2 separate regions of the Homo sapiens genome follow, and region 1 is linked to region 2. A link is an interaction called in ENCODE POLR2A ChIA-PET data of the cell type or tissue named here. Cell type or tissue: OCI-LY7. All regions are shown on one strand. Links, peaks and the distances in the headings refer to the core of each region. The heading gives the core; the rest is flanking DNA. Region 1 has its middle 390 kb from the start of CT66. Region 2 has its middle 990 kb from the start of CT66.

Evidence for each region. Peaks named below come from ENCODE experiments on the same cell type or tissue, not always from the same donor. Only the 100,000 strongest peaks of a DNase experiment are listed, where the experiment ranks them.
Region 1: POLR2A ChIA-PET joins it to region 2 with 6 read pairs; 1 of 35 experiments calls an interaction of 5 or more read pairs at or near these places.

The regions. Positions count from the first base shown.
Region 1 is chr7:69,209,499-69,213,888 of GRCh38, reverse strand. No RefSeq gene overlaps it. Among named protein-coding and RNA genes, the nearest start is that of CT66, 390 kb to the left of the region's middle. In OCI-LY7, for the core only: a CTCF peak has its summit at 1,918; a DNase peak (open chromatin) is centred at 1,938.
Region 2 is chr7:68,602,491-68,606,880 of GRCh38, reverse strand. No RefSeq gene overlaps it. Among named protein-coding and RNA genes, the nearest start is that of CT66, 990 kb to the left of the region's middle. In OCI-LY7, for the core only: no CTCF peak of the experiment used is centred there; a DNase peak (open chromatin) is centred at 2,200; H3K4me3 peaks cover 880 bases; H3K27ac peaks cover 1,108 bases.

The DNA of each region.
Region 1 (4,390 bases), core at 81-4,080, 610 kb before region 2:
GAGTTCGAGACCAGCCTGAGCAACATGGCAAAACCCATCTCTACTAAAAATACAAAAAGTACCTGAGCGTGATGGTGCATGCCTGTAATCCCAGCTATTCAGGAGGCTGAGGCAGGAGAATCGCTTGAACCCAGGAAGCGGAGGTTGTGGTGAGCCGACATTGTGCCACTGCACTCCAGCCCGGGCAACAGTGCGAGACTCTGTCTCAAAAAAAAAAAAAAAGAAAATCTCTACTTTTATGGAAGCATAAACTTGACACAGAAATGTGCATAAATTATAAGGACACAGCTCAATGAACTGTCACAATTTGAGCACATCCATGTGCCAACATTCAGCTCAAGAATGCAACACATCAGCAATCTAGAACCACCCTTCTATATGTACCCCTCCTATACCTCCCTTCCCCAAAGTACCTGAGATCGACCGTGTTTTTGTTGATTGGTTTTTGTTTTTTGTTTGAGATGGAGTCTCGCTCTTGTCGCCCAGGCTGGAGTGCAGTGGCATGATCTTGGCTCACTGCAACCTCCGCCTCCTGGGTTTGTCAAGTGATTCTCCTGCTTCAGCCTCCTGAGTAGCTGGCACTACAGGCACCTGCCACCATGCTCGGCTAATTTTTTTGTATTTTTAGTAGAGACGGGGTTTCACCATGTTGGCCAGGCTGGTCTTGAACTCCTGACTTCAGGTGATCTGCCCACCTTGGCCTCCCAAAGTGCTGGAATTACAGGTGTGAGCCACAGGGCCTGGCCTCGTTGATTTGTTTTTAAGGTTCTTTGCAAACTGTCATTCGAGCAGTTTCTCAGCCAGTCCCTTGTGAGGAAGTCCTGGGTGTGTTTGTAGACTAAGGTTTCCGTGACTCAGGTGTTAGATTTGGGCACTGTGTCCTGAAGTTTCACAGTGGCTGGAAAGGGAGCAAAGGTTTATGATGAGAGACACGAATCTACCATCCTTTCCCCTGCCGGTCTTGGGAAGCCACAGTCATCTCTTTCTTTCTGCACTGACTTCTCCAGCGTGGACACAGGCAGACACCTGTTCTATTTCCTTTCAGGGTTGCTGTAAGGCTCTGATGACATGATGGATGTCTTTGAACAGGATGAAGTATTGCTCAATTATTATATCCTTTAACCAATGTGATGGGGAGGTATTGCTAGTGCAGGGAGTTATCTTGAACAAGAGGAAAGCGTGTAAGTATATGTCCAAACCAAAAGAGGTACTGATCCTAATGGTTTTAAATGGCTTTCAATGATTCTCTGATTTTGGAGAAATGCCATTCACTTATTAGCTCTTCAGGGCATAACCCTAATAAGGCCAGAGTCACAGAGTTATCTCCATAGGATCTCATGCAGCGGTCCCCAACCTTTTTGGCACCAGTGGCTGGCTTCATGGAAGGCAATTTTTCCACAGATAAGGGGTGGGGGTGGGGGTGGGGATGTAGTGGCATGAAACTGTTCCACCTCAGATCATCAGGCATTATTAGATTCTCATAAGGAGCGCACAACCTAGATCCCTCACATGTGCAGTTTACAATAGGGTTCACGCTGAAACGGGTAATCCCAGCACTTTGGGAGGCCAAGGAGGGCGGATCACCTGAGGTCGGGAGTTTGAGACCAGCCTGAGCAACACGCAGAAACCCCGTCTCTACTAAAAATACAAAATTAGCCGGGTGTGATGGTGTGTGCCTGTAGTCCCCAGCTACTCAGGAGGCTGAGGCAAGACAATTGCTTGAACCTGGGAGGTGGAGGTTGCAGAGAGCCGAGATCGCGCCATTGCACTCCAGCCTGGGCAACAAGAGCATAACTCCATCTCAAAAAAACAAAAAACAAAAAACACCTTTTTCCTTATCTCCCTCACAGGGTGTGCAATGTGGGTGTGGCTCACTTCTTCAGTGCCCCTCTTCTCAAACCCCTAGGGGGAGCATGCAGACAGGCAAGTCTAGCGGTGAGTGTCTACAGCTCCCGAAGCTGTAACAGGTGTGGGCATCTGTTACCCTGTGCTCTTTCAGCTTAGCCCTCTGCAGGCAGCTTGTGTTAATCAGCTCATTTAGACCCTCTGCCTTATCGCAAGGACAGGGGGCTTTCTGTATCCAGGTTTCTTGTCCTAGTGTACTAGAAAAATTGGACCACAAGTGGGCTTGGAGGATGGGTGCAAGGCTTTACTGAGTGGTGGCGGTAGCTCTTAGCAGATGGATGGGGAGCCAGAAGGAGGGTGGAGTGGAAGGTGATCTTCCCCTGGAGTTGGGCTGCTCAGCGGCCGTGCTCTCCTCCGACTGCCCTCTGCCGAATCCCCCTTGGCGTCCGTGTTATTCCATCATTGATGGCCTGCCAGCGTCTGTCAGTGTGTTTTTCTGCCAGTGTGTTCCTCTCGATGTCCAGCTGCTTGTGTGTGTGCCTGCTGGGGTCTCAGAGTTTTTATAGGCACAGGACAGGGGGCGTGGTGGGCCAGAGTGGTTTTGGAAAATGCAACATTTGGGCACTAAAACAGGAATGCCTGTCCTCACCTAGGTCTGTGGGCACAGGCCCAAGGGTGGAGTCCTTGCCAGGGACCCCACCCCTCTCTACCCAGCACTTCCCTGCCCCCTCTCATATCAGTATTCCTATGAGAATCCTTTTTTTTTTTTTGAGATGGAGTTTCACTCTTGTTGCTCAGGCTAGAGTGCAGTGGCATGATCTTGGCTCACTGCAACCTCTGCTTCCCAGGTTCAAGCGATTCTCCTGCCTCAGCCTCCCGAGTAGCTGGGATTACAGGCACCCACCACCACGCCCGGCTAATTTGGTGTATTTTTAGTAGAGAGGGGGTTTCCCCATGTTGGCCAGGCTGGTTTTGAACTCCTGGCCTTAAGCAATCCACCAGTCTCAGCCTCCCGAAGTGCTAGGATTACAGGCATGAGCCGCTGTGCCTGGTCCAATGCTATTGTTAATCTGACAGGAGGTAGAGCTCAGGAGGTGGAGCTCAGGCGGTCAAGCTCGCCGCTGGCCTCCTGCTCATCTCCTGTTCTGCAGCCTAGTTCCTAACAGGCCACAGACTGGTACCAGTCCTCAGCCCAGGATTTGGGGACTCCTGATCTAATGAACTTGATTCTGTTTTGTAGCTGTTCCTATTTTACCCAACTACATCCAATGTATCAGCAATGTGAATTGTTCGTTATTAATGAGGTGAATCATAATCCAATAGCTTGTGATTAGATGATCAGATTATCAGAAAAATCAAGATATATTAACCTACTAATAGAGGACTATTTTTACACAGAGCCCAGCATATTCTAGTATTTAGGATATGAAGTAATGACCTTTCTGTGCTTTGCCTAGGCAATTTTTGGAATACAGATTAGTACCCTATAGATCTGATGTGTTAGGCCTTGGCAATATAATAGTTAACAAAATGTTCACTCTCTTTGCCCAATAATGTTTTAAATCTCTCAGTACATTTTTCTTATCTTGCTTAGTTTCCTTCTTATTTTGTTGTGTTTCCATCTCAGCCTTTTCTCTTTTGGCTTTGCATTCCCGGATCACAGAGGTAGATGTTGCCTATCAAGAAGAAGTTTTCTAGGCCAGGCATGGTGGCTCACGCCTGTTATCCCAACACTTTGGGATGCTGAGGTAGGTGGATCTCTTGAGCCCAGGAGATCAAGACCAGCCTGGGCAACATGGCAAGACCCTGTCTCTACAAAAAAACATATAAAAATTAGCCTGGCGAGGTGATCCATGTCTGGAGTCCCAGCTACTCAGGAGGCTGAGATGGGAGGATGGTTGAGCCTGGGAGGGGGAGGTTGCAGTGAGCCAAAATTGCACCACTGCATTCCAGCCTGGGCGACAGAGTGAAACTCTGTCCCAAAAAATAAAATAAAATAAAATAAATAAAATTTCCTCTTTTATTGCTCCTCCTTTTAGTCTAGGTAGTGAAATCCTTTCCCACTTATTATGCGTTTTTGTTTCATCAGGTCTTCTATTATGATTTTACAAATTTATTTATTTATTTTAGAGACAGAGTTGTACTCTGTTGCCCAGGATGGGGTGCAGTGGTGCAATCAAAGTTCACTGCAGTCTTAAACTCCCAGGCTCAACTTCCCTCCTCAGCCTCCTGAGTAGCTGGAACTACAGGCATGCACCACCATGCCAAGCTGATTTTTAAACTTTTTTGTAGAGACAGGATCTCTATGTTTCCCAGGCTAGTCTTGAACTCCTGGCCTCAAGTGATCCTCCCACCTCAGCCTCCCAAAGCATGGGTATTACAGACATAAGCCACCATACCTGACCTGTTATTTACGCATTTTGCACGTGGTGGTCACTGCGGGGGGTCTCTTTCCTTGTCCTTGACAGGAGGGAGATATGTTTAGTCATGGTACGTACTAATGGTTGAATATGTGCATTGCCTATGGTGTTAACTTACGTACTGG
Region 2 (4,390 bases), core at 242-4,241:
ATGGGTAATATAAAAATGACTTATAGGCTGTGCATGGTGGCTGTAATCCCAGCCCTTAGAGAAGCCAAGGCAGGAGGATTGCTTGAGCTCAGGAGTTTGCAACCAGCCTGGGTAACATGGCTAAACCCCATTTCTATAAAAATACAAAAATTAGCCAGGTGTGGTGGTGCATGCCTGTAGCCCCAGCTACTTGGGAGGATGAGATGGGAGGATTGCTTGAGCCCAGGAGGCTGAGGCTGCAGTGAGCCAAGATTGTGCCACTGCACTCCAGCCTGGGCAACAGAGTGAGACTGTCTTAAAAAAAATTACTTATATTTGGGGAGGGATATGTAGCAGTGATCACCTGTGATTCTATGATGCGGATTATTCTGTACAACTCTTATTCTCTTACCTCATCTCCTTGCCTCCAGAGAAAATTCTGTCATCTGAAGAAATAAGATGGTTGCTGACCATTCCTTGATTAACCACTGTCTCAGTCTGTTTAGGCTGCCATAACAAAATGTCTTAGACTAGGTAATTTATAAACAATAGAATTTATTGCTCACTGTTCTGGAGGCTGGGAAGTCCAAGATCAAGTCACCAGCAGATTGGGTATCTGGTGAAGGTCTATTCCTTACAGAAGGTGCCTCCTTGCTTGATACCTTCACATGGTAGAAGAGAAAAATGGGGTCCCTCAGGCCTCTTTTATAAGGGTACCAATCCCAGGGCTGGGGGTGATGTCTCATATCTATAATCCCAGAGCTTTGGGAGGCTGAGGAGGGACGATTGTTTGAAACCAGGAGTTCAAGACCAGCCTGCGCAACATAGCAAGGTCAAGGTCTCGTCTCTACAAAATAATAATAATAATAATAATAATAATAATAATAATAATTAGCAGGGCATGGTGGTGTGTGCCTGTAGTCCCAGCTACTCAGGAGGCTGAGGCAAGAGGATGGCTCAAGCCCAGGAGTCTAAGTCTGCAGTGAGCTATGATCACACTACTGCACTCCAGCCTGAGTGACAGAGCAAGACTCTGTCTCTAAAATAGTACTAATAACAACAATAACTATACTAATTCTATTCATGGAGGCAAAGCTCTCATAACCTAATCACCTCCCAAAGGTCCCACCTCTTAATACTATTGCACTGAAGATTAGGTTTCATCATGTCCATTTTGGGGAGATAAAAATATTCAGACAAGAGTAACTTGAATCTTGAGCTACCATAGCTAGTCTTCCCCTTCTCTCTCTTCTACAGGCTTTGAGTGGGTGTTGTTGGGATAAACCTCCTGTAAGAATTCTCCTGGCAGAGATTTGAGGGAGGCGGGTTCAAATAGCAGCAGAAATGTTCAGTTTTGTTCTGATTTTCATGGTTTGTTGCACAGCCATTCACATGTTTCTTTGTATGAGCAATATAATAACTAGCTTTCAGAAGGACAGACAGAATAATGAATGGATTGTAAAACATGCTCATAAAAACAGTAGAGTGTGTCTAGAAGTATGTGTTATCTGCTTTTCATTTACTGTGTACCCTATTTTGCATTTTCACATCATTTGCACATTTTCTATTAAAAATAAGCATTTAATAGGCATGCAATTAATTTTAATTTTTCATTTATTCCCTGAGGTGATAAAAAAGTGTGCATGTGTATGTGTAGGGACATTTTACAGTCCTGACAGAACATTGATATTGTAGCCACAGAGTTCATTACAGGGTAATTAATGCATGTTAAGTATCTTGTAAATATTATGTGGTAATAGCTCTAAATAAATACACACTCCAGTTGGAAAGATCTGCTCCACCCCTGCCACGGGGAATGAGATGTTCCCAATTAATGCCTTTAGAAGAGGAGCCTATGTCACCTTGGATAGTCTTGGGAAATTACAGCTTTAGTCTGTGCAAGGCAGCAGTGAATGGTTAATTAAGAAAGCGTGACATGCTTGGTACCTGTCCCACCTGGACTAAGTGGGTTGGACAGGCCCACCTGGCTTTCTGTCTTCCTTAGCAGCCTTTGTTAGAAAGCAGGCTTCACAGCTCTAGTTGTGCTTCTGGGAGCCTTTCCAGCCCCAGGAAGAAAAGCTTTCAAGAACACTTGCTGGCAAGTGGCTGATCATCTTGGACTGTTTAGTGATCTCTTCAATGCAGGACCTGAGGCTCTGTCTGGCAAGCAAGAGGAACTGCTGTCATTGATGGGATTCGTCATTATGAGCTAAAATTATATTTCCTGTTTGACCTTCTGCTTGCTTTACAGATGGTCTCTCAGGTGTGTGGGGCTTGGGGTGTCCTCTTAGCCCTTGGCTGCAGATGTCATTGCCAGGGCCATAAAAGTCTCTATGGTCATTGTCCCAGAGACATTCAGAGGTAGTAGCAAGTGACAGAACAGCTCTTGCTTCTCCAGCTTCCTTTTGTTTCAAATCGGCTGCACCCAGGCCATGCCATCAAGATAGTTCTTGGGGTAAAAGCTTTAGCGTAAATATAATCTGCCCACCTCAGCCTCCCAAAGTGCTGGGATTACAGGCCATGAGCATCACTGAAAGAAAATTATTCTGATAGTTGGTAAAAATGGCAAGGAAAGCTTTATTAAAGACTATTACAATAAGGGGGAGATATTGAACTCAACTTGCAATATAACAGTGACAAGTAGGGGTGTATAGCCAATGGGTAGGGTGAGACAATGAATAAAAATTACTAAAAGGAACTTAATAAGGTATGAAAAGTCGGGAAGGGAAAGGAACTAACCATTTCCGCACAGGACACAGCAATTCCTCCTTTTTCTTCTAAATGTATTCATATCTCAGCTTGTTCATCTATGATGTCTGTGCTCTACATGGAAGTCAGCCTTCAGAGACGAATGTATAGAATGGGGCTTCAAATGCCCTGGCAAAGTCTTGCTATCACACCTTTAAGACCATACCTTCCTCAAGCCTGTTATTGGGTACCTGGAATTCATAAAGAAGAAAACCAAGCCTTAACAACCTCAGTGAGAGATGTGGATTCCAACACAAACTCCTGGAGCTGAGATTCACACTCAGGTAACTGCAGACTTGCAGCAGGTTCCTTTAGTTGGAGTTCAACAGGAGCAAGATCCTGAAGTCTCATGATTCCTGAAAAGAATGATCCTTAGAATGGGAAACAGGGGCCTCGTAGGTGTGGCTGAAGGAACCAAAGGCAAACCTGACCTACTTCCAGTTGAGAAAGTCCAAGTACTGTCATACCATCAACATGGATGTTCACTTTACTGATGTTGTCAGCAACAAAAAGTGAGTGAATTCCCAGACTGCGAATATCAATAGACATATAACATGAAGCTATTTAGCTCATGCTGTAAGTTGCAAGCAGGAATTACTAAAACGTGTGCAGAATGAGGGAGGAGACAATCCTTGCAAAGTAGTTAAGGCAGAGCTTGGCAAGAGTGAACAGTCAATAGAGGCTTGGTGTCATCATTATTAAGGAGCATACCCTCGGCTCCTAGCATGGTAGAGGTATTGAGAATGCCACACTTCTCGTTCTGATGGAGACATAAAGGGACCCGATGGAAACAGCTAAAAGCATATATTCTTGAGTATCTTTTGTTTTCTTGAGACAGAGTCTCACTCTGTTGCCCAGGCTGGAATTCAGTGGTGCGATCTCGGCTCACTGCAATTTCCGCCTCCCAGGTTCAAGTGATTCTTCTGCCTCAGCCTCCCGAATAGCTGGGATTACAGGTGTGTGCTACCATGCCCAGCTAATTTTTGTATTTTTAGTAAAGATGGGGTTTTACTATGTTGGCCTACATGTAATCCCAGCACTTTGGGAGGCTGAGATGGGCAGATCACCTGAGGTCAGGAGTTTGACACCAGCTCGATCAACATGGAGAAACCCTGTCTCTACTAAAAATACAAAATTAGCTGAGCATGGTGGCACATGCCTGTAATCCCAGCTACTCAGGAGGCTGAAGCAGGAGAATGGCTTGAACCCGGGAGGCAGAGGTTGCGGTGAGCCGAGATCATGCCATTGTACTCCAGCCTGGGCCACAAGAGTGAAACTCCATCTCAAAAAAGAAACCCTAAAGGTTTTTTTGTTTGTTTGTTTGTTTGTTTGAGATGGAGTCTGCTCGTTCTGTCGCCCAGGCTGGAGTGCAGTGGCGCGATCGCGGCTCACTGCAAGCTCTGCCTCCCGGGAAGAAACCCTAAAGGTTTTTATTGCTCTGTAGAACATTAACTAGTTTTGTACCTAACTTGGCAGTCTTCCTTAGCCTTAGTTTCCTTTCAGATTGTAAAATTCCCAGTTTCTGGTCAGACACAGTGGCTCATGCCTGTAATCCCAGCACTTTGGGAGGCTGAGGTGGAAAGATTGCTTGAGGCCAGGAGCTCGAGACCAGCCTGGGCAACATAGCAAGACGCTGTCTTTACAAAAAAATAATATCTAGCCA